2 separate regions of the Homo sapiens genome follow, and region 2 is linked to region 1. The links are chromatin contacts, found by Hi-C or POLR2A ChIA-PET in ENCODE. All regions are on one chromosome and are shown on one strand. The core of a region is the stretch at or near the end of the contact, and the rest is flanking DNA. Distances in the headings are between cores, read along the strand shown. Region 1 overlaps MAST2 (microtubule associated serine/threonine kinase 2). Region 2 overlaps AKR1A1 (aldo-keto reductase family 1 member A1).

Region 1 (7,212 bases), core at 2,336-4,835:
TCTACTAAAAACACAAAAAATTAGCCGGGCGTGGTGGTGGGGGCCTGTAGTCCCAGCTACTCAGGAGGCTGAGGTGGGAGAATGGTGTGAACCCGGGAGGCGGAGCTTGCAGTGAGCCCAGATGGCGCCACTGTACTCCAGCTTGGACCACAGAGCGAGACTCAGTCTCAAAAAAATAAAATAAAATAAAAATAAAGACAGAACACCAAGAGATATTTGAGAGGTATAACAGAAAAGACTTGTGAGTGTAAGGAAGAGCATGGCAACAAAAATAACTAAATTTTCTATCTTGAGGAAGCAGTACCATTTAATAAGCTAGAGTATAAGAGAGGACCTGATTTTTGAGAAAGACAATGACTCAGATTCATAAATGCTGCAGTTCAGATGTCTCTGAAATATTCAGTCACATTATGGTGAATGGACAGTTATGAGATCTAGCGATATAAATGTGGGGATAATGAGCATGACAACTATTCTCAACATACAGTAACAAAAACAGGTTCTCAAGGATTTTCAGATCCCACCTACACAGGTAAAGCTCGCCAACAACTACATCCATTTTTTAACAACAAACTGGTTCCCTGTAGGGATATGAGTGATGACTATGGCTACTTCCCTCCCAACCTCTGCTACGTCCTGCCTTCCCATTGGACACTTAGAGAATCTATATGAAATTACTTCCCACCAACTTTTAAAAGACAGGGTCTTAAATGTAACACAAAGCTATCACTCTGGGCTTTAGAGTCTTGAAAGATTGCAAAATTTCCTGATTTTCAAAGCCCCACAGAAAACCTAAAGCCCTATATCAGACGCCACTGATACCTCAACAAAGGGTTTATTATGTGTATGCAGCAGGTGGTATCTCTTTTTAGCACATTTTCCAGAAGCATTGATCCAGGCATCAAGTTGCATCAGAATGGGAAAGTACATGACACTGTCAGTTTCATAGGAACAAAGTTTGACACATCACATCCCTGGGGCCCAGGAACTCCTCCCTGCCCACTATGCAGTGCCTATCACTGCAGACACCAGACATTAACTTTCATCCAATATCTGGTATCTAAGTCCACTGCCCAAATGAATAAGCTGACAAAATAAAAGGTTAACTATCCCCAAGGGCTCTAAAGACTACAAGCCAGCAATGCCAATAATATCAACACACACATATACACATACCCCATGATGAATGCAACCAACAGCTACCTCTCCACTCCTACAGTCTGTTATCTCAATTGACTGCTCATAGCCTCTAAGAAATAAAGCAAGACATTTCATGAAATATGAGGAAAATTATCTTAAGCCTAATGGGTATTAGAAAAGCTTTACTTTCAGGGTAACTGGAGACATAAGCATTATTTACATTAAGCTCCCAAATGCAGGGTCTAGGTACTGGTGCTGAAATTCACAAACAAAATAAACAGTCGCCAGGCATTGTGGTTCATGCCTGTAATCTAAGCACTTTGGGAAGCCAAGGTAGGCAGATAGCTTGAGCTCAGGAGTTCCAGACCAGCCTGAGTAACATAGTGAAACCCCATCTCTACAAAAAATACAAAAATTAGCCAGATGTGGTGGCAGGTGCCTGTGGTGCCAGCTACTCAGGAGGCTGTGATGGGAAGATCTCCTGAGGCCAGGGAGGACCAGGCTGCAGTGAGCTGAGACTGCGCCACTGCACTCCAGCCTAGGCTAAAGAATGAGACCCTGTCACAAAAACAAACAAAATAACAACAACAGCAAAAGAAACAATCCTATTTGAAAGGAATCATCAAAAAGAGGCCCCCACTATAGCATTGGGCAAGAAAAGCCATTCAGAGCTGCTTCAATTATGAAAAAGTAAAATATAAAACCCTTCTAGCCTGGGTAAACAGATACAAGTAACTTTAGAACTTCAAAATCTTCTTTTCACAGATATTGTACTTTGAACAAAGTTATCAACTCCCTTAGGTCTGATATTCTAAACTACATTTTTAATGCATTAAAAAAATACCCAGATGGGTTTAAATATGAAATAGCTTTCTAAAAATGAAAATGATTTAGTTTCAGGAAGCTACATCTAAAATAAATGGTATGAGCCAGGCCAAAAGAACTTTCATAACCACCTTGCCCCAATAAAGCCCTTATCGTGGCAGGCATAGATGATGTTTGCATTTTGCGTATTAGAATGTAACAGCTCTCTTCCCTAATCTGACCAATGTCACTATAAATGTGTGTGTGTGTGTGTGTGTGTGTGTGTGTGTGTACTTATAGATACATATATAAATATGTATACAATATATAAATATATATGTATACTTATATAAGTATATAAATATATATAATATATACATATATATTTATCGATCTATCTCTATCTCAGTATCACTCATTCCAGACTCCTGTTCTCTGCTCAAATGTTGCCTTAATGAGAAAATTCCTGGACAATACAAAATTTTTTGATTTTTAAAATTTTTCTGTAGAGACAGGGTCTCACTATGTTGCCCAGGCTGTTCTCAAACTCCTGAACTCAAGCGATCCTCCTGCCTTAGTCTCTCAAAGTGCTCGGATTACAGGTGTGAACCACCACACCCAGCCTAGACAATTCAATTTAAAATTTAAAATTTAAACCCTCACCCCCACAGAAACACACATCCTCCTCTCTGATATCTGGCTTTATTTTTCTTCATAGCAGTAAGTACCATATGGCATATCATACATGTTTTTGTCTCTCTTAAGTAGAATGGAAACTCCATGAGCACAGGGACCTTGTCTGCTTTATTCACTACTGTATCTCCAGTATCTAGAATAGTGCCTACACCTAACTGGAACTAAAATAATATAGTATGATGGATGCATGGATGGAAAGATTTGAGCAAATGACAAAGTGAATGGAGGCAAAAAGACAAAAATATAGTAACTGATTTTACCAAAAAACATCTAGTAAGTAATAGTGCCGTGACTGAAACCCACATCTGCCTGACTTGCAAACCCAAGCTGTTAATTTTTATGCTATACTTCCACTTACCAATTTGGAGACTTTGGAGGAATTACTTGTTGAGTGGAAGAATGTGTATTTTGTATAATGCCAAGTTGTCACATAAGTCTAGAAACTCATATTTGAGTTCCTGTCCATTTTAATGCAACTAACATATTACGTGAAAAGCACAGCAATTGAAAGCCTCAAAAATTAATTAACAAAAACGCTCTCTCAAAGGACAAGAACACCAAACTAGAGGCAAATTCTAAATTTCTCTATGTCCATGAAGGATATATCAGAGGAAACGGGCCTTTATAACCTGGAATGAGCACACCATAGGATTCGCTCTTGGGAGAACCATTCTAAGAAAGGCAAACAGGGACACAAATATGATGCCCCCTCCTTCTGACCAAGACTTAAATGACAATTATAGAAACTTTAAAAATTTTCCAGATCAGGCTATGAGGACGAGAAACAGTGGAGCAAATGGTAAGTCACTCATTTTATTAACATCAGTTTTTCCACACAACAAATTTTGTAGTAATTAAACTTATTCAAATATTTGTTTTGTGGTTCTTACCTGTTTTCTTTACTACAAATGCTAAGCAGTACTTTGCCTCCTACTGCACACTCCCTACAAAGACTTGCCCAGCTCTGTGTACAAGAGGTACCATGGAACTTTAACTGTTTGGGGAGATGACTAAGCATAGAGATCAGGTAGCCAATCCCTTCATTTTACAAGTATGGCAATTCAGGTCCAGAAGTGGGAGCTCCTGTTTTAAAGCCACACATAATTTGTTAGTGGCAAAGCCTATATTAGTACCCATGTTTCCTTGCTTCCTTCCAGAACAAAACTTTTTCGACTCCTCTAATGTTAAAGATAAGAAAGGATATTGTTTATATTAAAGAACTGAAGAACTTCTGGCTTACTTAAGTGTAAGCTCTTCAAAAGAGAAGAATTTATCTAATTGAATCTTAACAGCCTCAGAACTTAGATCACTCTACCCAGCACAGAGTAGGCTTTTTTATTTATTTATTTATTTATTTTTTGACGGCGCATCACTCTGTCGCCCAGGCTGGAGTGCAGTGGCATGATCTCAGCTCACTGCAACCTCCGTCTCCTGGATTCAAGCAATTCTCCTGTCTCAGCCCCCTGAGTAACTGGGACTACAGGCGCACGCCATGACGCCCGGCTAATTTTTATTTTTATTTTTAGTAGAGACAGGGTTTTACCATATTGGTCAGGCTGGTCTCGAACTACTGACCTCAGGTGATCCACCTACCTCAGCCTCCCAAAGTGCTGGGACTATAGGTGTGAGCCACCGCACCTGACCCAGAGTAGATATTACTGTGTATTTACTGAGTGATCAATTGTTTAAATGTGAGTTACTTTATCAAAAAAGAGGAGGGAAAATCTATTTCTGATCCTTATTAATTAAACGTTTTTAAGGCAGTTAGAGTAGGCCTAACTTTAGATATCACTAAAATGACCAAAAAATTATTCTGGTATAAAATAAAAATAAGAATACTCCTCCTTCTCCTTCTTCCCAGCAACTCCATTCATTGAGGACACACATTTCTGCAAGAAGCTACCTGTCTCAGGCCTTAATTTATTTCACTTAATACTAAGAAAAGGCAAATCTCAGGCAGTTTTCAAATAGAAGCAACCAAAAAAAAGCGGGGGGGGCAGAAATAGTAGAAAAATGACCAAGTACAAATATTTCCTGACTATGATGCTGAAAAGCTACTCCTTTTCAGTTATGCATACCTATTTGGTGTCTCATTCCTCTAAGAGTCCTGGTAGAGCCCTTGCCATTTACAGAAGACTCAGGACACTTGTGAAGCTAGACTGAATATCCACTGCTAGAAACTGAATTTAAAATTTAAAATGTGCCTCTTAAATAATAGAATTCATCCAAATTTAACCCATTAAGAATTCTAAAACTAATATATATTAAAATTAAACTATAAGTAATAAAGCACTATACATATATTAAGTGATCCTTCTAACAGGCTTAGTAAGAAGAAAACACAGGTAACATTATCTTCATTTTATAGATAAGGCAACTGAGGTTTAAGAAGATAAAGTGATTTGTCTAGGTTTACAAAGCTAGTTAAATGGCATGGTCAAGACTGAACCTTATGAGTTTTCTGACTCAAGCCTCTTCATATCAAACCAAAATAAGTTTTCGTAAACAGCCCAAAAGGCTTCACAAAAACCTCAGAGGAAAATTTAATCACTAGAGCATTTTTCACAAAACAAAATCCTAAAATGGACAGTAACAGAAAGAATTACTACATGTTTCATTTAAACATTTAAAAATTGCATATGATGTGTATATAAAGTATACTTAATAAATATGAATGCTGTTGTGATCTCCTCCTTAATTACATCTCTTTTTTTGTTAAGGAAAAGTTTAAAAGCCATTGTTTTATCACAGCTCTATTTCCTTAGGGTTCCCCAGATGTGACTTTACTAGTAAATCATGGTAAATATGAGTATGTTTTAGGTATATACAGTACAGGTTTTTGGGCCCCAACACAGAGATTTTAATGCATTAAGTTCACACTCTGCACTTTAACAAACATTCCAGGAGATTCTGATTGGCCAAATTTCTAATACTGCCCCAACAGAATTCCTAGAGGAAAAGCAGTCCAAGAGAATTTAAGAAATTAAAATCCAGGGGCAAAGACTATTTATTAATCTCCCCTAACCCTGAAGCCAGAAAAAAACCAAACAGGTTGGGAACCTATTCCATTCAACATAGTCTCCAAACTTAGCTGGCCTTGCCTCAACTTATCAGAAAAGTTGGTCTTCTCCTCATACCATGTTACCGGATAGATGTAAATGCAAAGGGTTTCCATTTTAATATTCCTACTTCCTTAGCTTGAGTCTACGAAAACTCAGTAAATCCCAAAGCACAAGTATAAGACTGTGATGAATATTTAAGTTGTAACTTTCCCAGAATGCTATGTAGAAACTGAGAGGGAAGAGGTTTGGAGGTCGGGAGGAATGGGGAGGAGGGGAAGATCTGACCTAGTGGGAGAAGTCAGTTGGCCTGCTGGCTTCCCTAGCTCAGATAGGAGTACACAGAAAGAAATTGTGTACTGAGCGGGATTCCTCCACATGATAGTGGGAAATGTTCCCAAGAGGGGTTCCTAAGTAGGAGATCATAATCATAATGGTAATAATCATCTACTTACAAGCTGCCTCTTCTTGGAAGGCTCAACTCCTTCTGAAAAACAAAACATATGCAAGTTAGAAATAAGAACCCATCTGAGTCCTGTTGGTCTACCTAAATGTCCTAGGAAATTCACAGCATTATCTTAATAATGGAAAAGGCCACATATTTCTAAATAACAACTTTTTCTTTGCCTCTTAAATTTTATTTATTTTTTTTTTTTTTTGAGACGGAGTCTCATTTTGTCTCCCAGGCTGGAGTGCAGTGGCGCAATCTTGGCTCACTGCAAGCTCCACCTCCCAGGTTCACGCCTTTCTCCTGTCTCAGCCTCCTGAGTAGCTGGGACTACAGGCACCCGCCACCACGCCTGGCTAATTTTTTTTTTTTTTTTTTTTTTTTTTTTTTAGTAGAGACGGGGTTTCACCGTGTTAGCCAGGATGGTCTCGATCTCCTGACCTCGTGATCCGCCCGCCTCGGCCTCCCAAAGTACTGGGATTACAGGTGTGAGCCACCATGCCCAGCCTGTCTCTTAAATTTTTGTGAAATAAAAGCACTCAGGCAAACTATTACTTCTTTATCCTTCCTTCCTAAAAGGAATGTCTCATAGAATACATGCAACATTTTTCCCACTAGATGGAACCATCTCCCCAGTGTAGATTACAGGCACTCTAGGCCAGCCATTAACTGCTGCTGAATTGTAAAGGGCATTAGTGGCAAGCATACAGAAGGAATGAAATAGGATTAGGGGCAGTGGGTGATAACTAGAAAATATTTTAGACAAATAAAGTAGTATAGTTAATAATATAACAAAGAGATGACTTCACACACCACTGGCATAAGAAATAACCTTTACGATAACAGCTGGGGCCCCTGTGACTTGCTTTCCAAGTGTATCAAGTCCCACCTCCCACCAGTCCTAAATTAACAACTATTCTTAATTTTTTAAATATTTTCAATACGTGTTTTTGGATTTGTAAAAAATTAGTAGTATTGTTTTACATGTTTTAAAATTATATATACATGGTATTATATTATATGTATTCCTCTGTTGACATCAGCCAACATTATGAAAACTGGGAG
Region 2 (7,212 bases), core at 2,925-5,424, 320 kb after region 1:
TCGCCTCTACCACCAGGTCCCCCTTACTTTTAGTTGCTGTCCTACAAGTCTTCTTTAGGCTTTTCCAGCAGCGTCTTCCAGTTTCAAGACTTTTCCCTAAGCTGTCCAATTTGTATGGAATGCTGTTCCCACTCTTACCTCCTTTAACTAATTAATCCCTATTCATCTTTCAGATCTTAGCTGATTAAATAAGTAGGCTACTCGCCCTGCACTTCTCATAACACTTCTTCCGACTGTAATTAAACTAATTATGCAATTACTTAGTCTGTCTCCTCAAGTAGGCTGTAGGGACTTATGTGTCTTGGTTATAGCTATATCCCCAGGGCTTAGCATCATGCCTAACCCATAAGTACCCAATAAATACTTCTTGAACAAAGAGCAATGGTTTGGGAAAGTAAAGAGTTTCGTGTGACTGGAGGTTAGAGAGATTTGCCATAAACCTTCCTAAAACCTGTTTATCAGTGGTCTCTGGTGCCCACCAATAAAAAGTGCATAAGATAGGGCCTTAGGGGCCGAGTGACAAGGTCTGGGCAGGACTGTTGCCTCCTGCAGGTCACCTATGCACACTGACTATAGTGTCTGATGGAGAAAGCCCCTGTCCCCACCTTTTGTGATTTTGCAAGCTAGGATTCCCTAACTTCTTAATGTAAGTCGCTTGGACTCTTCAAATTACTAAACCTAGGCACTGGTCAGGACAGGGGGATGGAAACTTAAGGCCCAGGTCCAGCACTGCCTTGAAACCAACGGACAATCATTGCCCTGATCGCTCACTCCTGAGGTGGCCAATTTGAGGCATTCTTGAGAAGACTCCAGGGAAGCATGCAGTGCTTAAGATGTGCCAGTAGATGGCGCTACTTCCCAACGTGCCTAATGCAAGGATACAGAATTACTCAGCCTCCTCACAGGTTCCTCCAGAACCAGGATATGAATATTTGGGCTTCAAGGGCAGGTCACATCCAGCAGCCCGAGGTCTGTCATCCCTGAGGGAAACAGCCTCCATCTCAGGCCTGACCAGGCAAATAAGACAAGCAAGCAATATGGATGCTCCAATGGCTTTATTAACTCCCTCTTTCCGTTGTGGCAGGACCTCATTAGCTGCAGAGCTGGAAGGGAGGCCAAGAAGCTGTGGTCTCAGTACGGGTCATTAAAGGGGTACAGAGGATGCCCTGCATCCCTTGGGACTCTCTTCCCATCCACCTGGAAAGAGAGACAGATAGATTACTCCATCAGCAGGAGTTGCCATTCCAAAGACTCCAGGCATCTTCCCCAAATCTTCCTAAACAAACTCACCTGTGTACAGCACTATGCCAGATGGCATTGGCTGGGATCCCCATCCTCAGAGAACACCACAGTATCAACACCATTCTAGCACCAAACCCATAGCCTGATATGTAGCTACCCCTGCCCCTAAGAGTTTGCAGTCTGAACTGAGATCAAGAGGCCAGGAACCATTTATTTCCCTAAGTACAGCCGACTTCCCTCCCAACCCCAATCCCTCGAGTGAGGTCAACAACGCCTTCTGGGCTCTCCTCATATCATTTACTGAGAATCTACTACATGTCAGGAACTGGGCTCATTTTACACATAGGAAGCTGAGGCTTGGAGAAGTTTAATAACTTGCTCTAGGTTACAAGATATCAAGAAGCAGGACTGGGACTCACAGGTTATATGCCTTATCCCTGAGCCATACTACTTCCCTGAGCTCAATAAAGAGAAATGAGGGCACTATGTCCAGCATAGCAATCCCACCCACAACATTGTGTCCTTCTCACAACCAGCAAGCCTTAGGTCACACCTGGGCCAGAATCCCACCCCAAATCTCACATTCCCCAAGTCTAGGAGGCTGATACATCCTCACCGTAAGCATAGGCACAATATATCTCCAATTTTTGTTCAGGGCATTTAGCTGCTTCATCTCTTCTGGGCTAAAGGTGAAGTCAAACACCTGAGGATGGAGAGTGGGGTTCAAGAAAGCCAGCTTTGTGAGCAGAAGCTGGGGTTCCACAACACTGCCTTTTTAGCCAGGTAGAGTCAGGGCCAAGAAAATGTCCCAAAGAGCTAAAGAAGATAGAACCCATTACCAAGTACCTTGATGTTCTGAAGGATTCGAGAAGGAGTGATACTTTTGGGGATGCAGATCACTTTCCGCTGGACCTGCCACCTAAGTTGGGGGATTAGACAGATGAGGAAAAGGGGTCAGTATTCATAAGCACTATTTTGTTCCCCATGCAGCTTCCCTAAGCTCCTGGAGCACCTGAGCCCTGCTGAAATGGGAAATATGCCTACAGTGGCCTCCCTCCAGATCACAAGGCAAGATCCTCAGCCTCACCCAGACACTGAAATAAGAAATCCCTTAACCCTTGCCTCCCAACCCAGGGCCCTCTCCCTAAGACTGCCCCATACCTGAGCAAGATCTGAGCTGGAGATCGGCCATACTTTTCAGCCAATGCCAGGACTACTGGTTCCTCCAGCAGGACAGGCTCATCAGGATCACGCCATGCACGATCAGAGGAGCCCAAAGGGCTATAAGCAGTTACCTCCAGGCCACGTGCTTGGCAGTGGGCAATTAGCTCATTTTGAGCCAAGTATGGGTGGCATTCCACCTGAGCCAAAGAATAACCCATCACCATGAAGTGGTGACACCCAGCTTGCTTGGCCCATCCCAGACATGCATGTCTGGACCACCCCCTATTGCTGACTCCTCCACTCCCCTTCAGCCTGCTTTTCTCACCATTTCCCATCGGCAATTTCATTCTCTCCCACTGCTTCAATGCCCACCTTTATGCAGAGGACTTCTGCACCAACACTCTGACAACTTGCTAGCTATCTCCCTTAAGCAGATCCATCGTCTGCTCCCTCATGCTCTTGAGCAGACAACCCCTAAACCACTCATCTGCTTGCTGTCCTTACCTGCAAGACAGCTGGACGCACGGAGGCCACACTGAGTATGTCATCAATCTGCCGACTGTTGAAGTTGGACAGGCCCAGCGCCTGCACCAGCCCCTTAGCCACCAGTGCCTCCAGAGCCTTCCAAGTCTCCTTGTAGTGGGTGGAGTCGTAGCATATAGTCCCATCAGCATTCTTGGGGAAGGGGTTGTCTCCCCGCCTGAGTGAGAGACAGCCCCACCAAGTGTGGACACAAATGCCAGGCTTCTACCCTACCTGCCCATCCAGCCACTCTATGTCCCAAACTCCAATCCCAGAGAGGACAAAGGGCCAAGAATTTTTAAAAAGCCATGCTTTTTCTTTTTTTTTTTTTTTGAGATGGAGTCTCGCTTTACCGCCCAGGCTGGAGTGCAGTGGCACTATCTCAGCTCACTGCAAGCTCCACCTCCTGGGTTCACGCCATTCTCCTGCCTCAGCCTCCCCAGTAGCTGGGACTACAGGCGCTCACCACCACGCGCAGCTAATTTTTTGTATTTTTAGTAGAGACGGGGTTTCACCGTGTTAGCCAGGATGATCTCGATCTCCTGACCTCGTGATCCGCCCGCCTTAGCCTCCCAAAGTGCTGGGATTACAGGCGTGAGCCACCGCGCCTGGCCAAAAAAAGCCATGCTTTTTCATCCTTCCAGATCGTAACCCAGGTGTTAAGTTTACATGGAATGCCTATGCCCCCTCCTCTTCCTAGACGTAGATATCTCCTCTCCCCTAGGAAGTCTTCCTTAACTCATCCTCAGGGAGTTATCCACCCTTCTTCCAGCACAGGGCACGGCACTAATGGTGAGCTCTTCTCACATCTTCTGCTGAGACTTACTTATTACTGTAACCCCAGGTGCTCAACAGAAAAGTCAGCACCTTTTCTAAATGAATAAAGGGAGCAGGAGGGTTACAGGTGCATACCCTGGGGTACACACCATGTGAGACTGCCTTCCTTTTTCCAGAGTTAAACTCCTGTAGCTACAGCTAAGCTGCTGTAGCAGAAGAGGCTAAGATCCCATGTCAAGCTCCTCAGCTTGGCATGCAAATGAGTGTTCCTATCCTGCTCTGCTGCTGTGACTTACAATAAGTTACTAACACCATCCTGCTCAACCCCCTGATTCCCCAGATGAGGCTCTGGCAAGGCTCACTCAAAGGCATAAGGCCAGTGCATCAGGTACAGGTCCAGATACTCCAGCTGGAGGTCAGCCAGAGTCTTCCGGAGGGCAGGCTCCACATCCTCGGGGTGGTGCTTGGTGTTCCACAGCTTGGATGTCACAAACAGCTCCTCCCGAGGCACCGCCTAGTGCAGGGGGCAGGGCCCACAGTGAGAAGAGCCATGAGCACGTGGTCTCACCCACCCTCAACTCTGGGAGAGGAACTGGAAGGAAGCTGATGCCAGATTCCCTCCAGCTGGGCCCCAGCCCTAGCTTCAGCTTCTAAGTTCTCTTATCCCACCTCTATTTACAACCCCAGTCCTTACCTTGCCTGGTCCCACGTCCTCCTTCAGGGCCTCCCCAATCTCAGGCTCATTGCCGTAGATAGCAGCACAATCAATGTGGCGGTAGCCTACGCTAAGGGCATACTTAACAGCTGCTTTTACCTGCCAGGTGAGAGAAGCAGAGGTTTCAGCTATGTTGGTTTCAGCCTTCTACTGTCACCACCCCAAGGTCAATGCTGGGGGAAGGGGGCTCAGAAATATAACAGGCACATCTATGCAGTGGAGGTGAAAAGATGGAAGATGAACTGGGCGCGGTGGCTCACGCCTGTAATCCCAGCACTTTGGGAGGCTGAGGTGGGCAGATCCCCTGAGGTCAGGAGTTCGAGACCAGCCTGGCCAGCTGGAGGTCAGCCTGGCCAACATGGTGAAACCCCATCTCTGCTAAAAATACAAAATTAGCCAGGTGTGGTGGCAGGTGCCTGTAATCCCAGCTACTCAGGAGGCTGAGGCAGGAGAATCACTTGAACCCAGGAGGCAGAGGTTGCAGTGAGCTGAGATTGTGCCACTGCACTTCAGCCTCGGCAACAAGAGCGAAACTCCATCTCAAAACAAAGAAAGAAAAAAAAAAAGATGGAAGATGGTTTCAGTCTAAGGGACCAGAAGCCTCTTCAGAGGCTCCAAACCCTTTGCTCTGCTCCCACCCCAACCAGTCTCTAAGATGCCTTCCTACCCAAGCCATCTCAGCAAGGTCTAGCAAAAACTAACAATATTTTCCCGGCATCTACCATAAAGAGGGCTTCAGTAAATATTTTTTCAGGCTGAGCACAGTGGCTCACGCCTGTAATCCTAGGACTCTGGGAGGCTGACATGGGAGCATTGCTTGAAGGCAGAAGTTCAAGACCAGCCTAGTCAACATAGTGAGACCCCCACCTCTTTAAAAAAAAAAAAAAAATTAAGGCCAGGCGTGGTGGCTCACGCCTATAATCCCAGCACTTTGGGAAGAAGAGGCAGGTGAATCACCTGAGGTCAGGGGTTTGAGACCAGCCTGGCCAACATGGTGAAATTCTTTTCTCTACTAAAAATACAAAAATTAGCTGTGCATGGTGGCATATGCCTGTAGTCCCAGCTACTCAGGAGGCTGAGATAGGAGAATCGCTTGAACCCAGGCGGGGGAGGCTGCAGTGAGCTGAGATCATGCCACTGCACTTCATCCTGGGCGAGACAGAGTGAGACTCCGTCTCAAAAAAACACAAAAAAAATAACAACAAAAAATTGAAAACAAATTTTTTTTTTTAAATAAAAGCCAGGCGCGGTGGCTCACACCTGTAATCCCAGCACTTTGGGAGGCCGAGGTGGGTGGATCACCTGAGGTCGGGAGTTTGAGACCAGCCTAACCAACACGGAGAAACCCCGTCTCTACTAAAAATACAAAATTAGCTGGGCGTGGTGGTGCATGCCTATAATCCCGGGTACTTGGGAGGCTGAGGCAGGAGAATCGCTTGAACCTGGGAGGTGGAGGTTACAGTGAGCCAAGATCATGCCATTGCACTCCAGCCTGGGCAACAAGAGTGAAACTCCTTCTCAAAAAAAAAAAAAAAAAAAAAAAAATGGCTGGGTGTGGTGGCTCACGCCTGTAGTCCCAGCACTTTGGGAGGCTGAGGTGGGTGGATCATGAGGTCAGGAGATCGAGACCATCCTGGCTAACACGGTGAAACACCGTCTCTACTAAAAATACAAAAAATTAGCTGGGCGTGGTAGGGGGTGCCTGTAGTCCCAGCTACTCAGGAGGCTGAGGCAGGAGAATGGTGTGAACCTAGGAGGCGGAGCTTGCAGTGAGGCGAGATTGCGCCACTGCACTCCAGCCTGGGCGACAGAGCAAGACTCCATCTCAAAAATAAAATTAAATAAATAAATAAATAAATAAAAATTTAAAAATTTTCAAAAATAAATAATTTTTTTTTTCAATCAGAAGACAGATGGATAAATAGAGAAAAGAAGTATAGACCATGGAAACAAGTTCCAGGTTCTAAGGAGCTGGTTAGAGAAACACAGGAAAAAATTCCTAGGCCAAGGACATACAGGGAGTTGTGTAGACAGACTCTGGGAACTCTGGGAGCACAGGCCAGCAAAAGAGGTTAGAAGGGGGAAAAGATTAAGGAAGGCAGATAAGTAGGCTGAAAGCTGGAGGCAGATAAGTGGGCTAAAAGCTGGACCCAGAACTCCCTAATGAGAGAGAAGAAAACAGGCATCAGATAGAAGGATGGGTCAGTTAATTTTGCTAAAATCCAGACTGGAAACACGGCATCAGCAGCAGAAACAAGGGTACCCGGCCCTAGACACAAAGCACCCAAAGCTCTTGTTGTGGGTGCCTGACATAGTATTCAAGATCCCCACCCGGGTGCCGACGTACTTCCCCTAACATCTGACCCCTGCTGTTCCATGCCCCGCCTTGGCCTTGTCTGTGGCCCCCAACCCTCTGCCTTGACCTAGCTCCTGGACTTCTCCGAGGCTGTGAGAAGTGCCTGCCTAAAGCACAGGGACCCTGGCTCCAGGCTCCTTGGCAGCTATAGGAAAGAAAGCAAAAGGGAAAAGAGACACAGGTCATCCAAGCACACCACAAACATCAGTCTAAATCCCAGATAGAAGAATCTGTTCTCTCTGCTGGGGCTTCTCTGAAACTTAATCCCCAAACTTCTCTTCACTCTGACTCAAGATTTCCAAGGAAGAAGGAAGAAGCCCTGGGGAAATGCCCCATTCCAGGCAGGAGCCAAATCTCATAGCTACGTCCACCCTGAGAGAGCAGGTCCATATTCCCAGACTCCCCTCAGCTGGGATGGTCTACACCAGGGGTCAGT

The links. A loop is a pair of places that touch in the nucleus more often than their neighbours do. ChIA-PET counts read pairs that join two places held with the same protein, here RNA polymerase II (POLR2A). Pooled maps may share reads with other maps.
Region 2: a loop to region 1 is called in a pooled map, with 3 times the contacts of the local background. The contact joins two enhancer-like sites. A Hi-C loop is called at or near these places in 3 of 168 maps with a recorded cell type or tissue (K562, MCF 10A and mammary epithelial cell) and 11 of 50 pooled maps. POLR2A ChIA-PET finds 5 or more read pairs at or near these places in 2 of 52 experiments (AG04450 and PC-9).

Annotation. Positions count from the first base shown.
Region 1 is chr1:45,881,338-45,888,549 of GRCh38, reverse strand. It overlaps MAST2 (microtubule associated serine/threonine kinase 2), which reads right to left. Exons shown (of 29, transcript NM_015112.3): 4 at 6,155-6,186. The region is part of intron 2 of LOC105378694 (a long non-coding RNA gene); the gene reads left to right. Among named protein-coding and RNA genes, the nearest start is that of MAST2, 81 kb to the right of the region's middle. Within about 2 kb of position 3,585, at least 2 of the 41 ENCODE cell types and tissues checked have a DNase peak (open chromatin) inside an H3K27ac peak, as active enhancers do.
Region 2 is chr1:45,563,876-45,571,087 of GRCh38, reverse strand. It overlaps AKR1A1 (aldo-keto reductase family 1 member A1), which reads right to left. Exons shown (of 9, transcript NM_153326.3): 3 at 4,400-4,519; 4 at 4,068-4,219; 5 at 2,911-3,106; 6 at 2,404-2,603; 7 at 2,089-2,161; 8 at 1,859-1,945; 9 at 1,039-1,197. The coding sequence ends at 1,132. Among named protein-coding and RNA genes, the nearest start is that of NASP, 17 kb to the left of the region's middle. Within about 2 kb of position 4,174, at least 8 of the 41 ENCODE cell types and tissues checked have a DNase peak (open chromatin) inside an H3K27ac peak, as active enhancers do.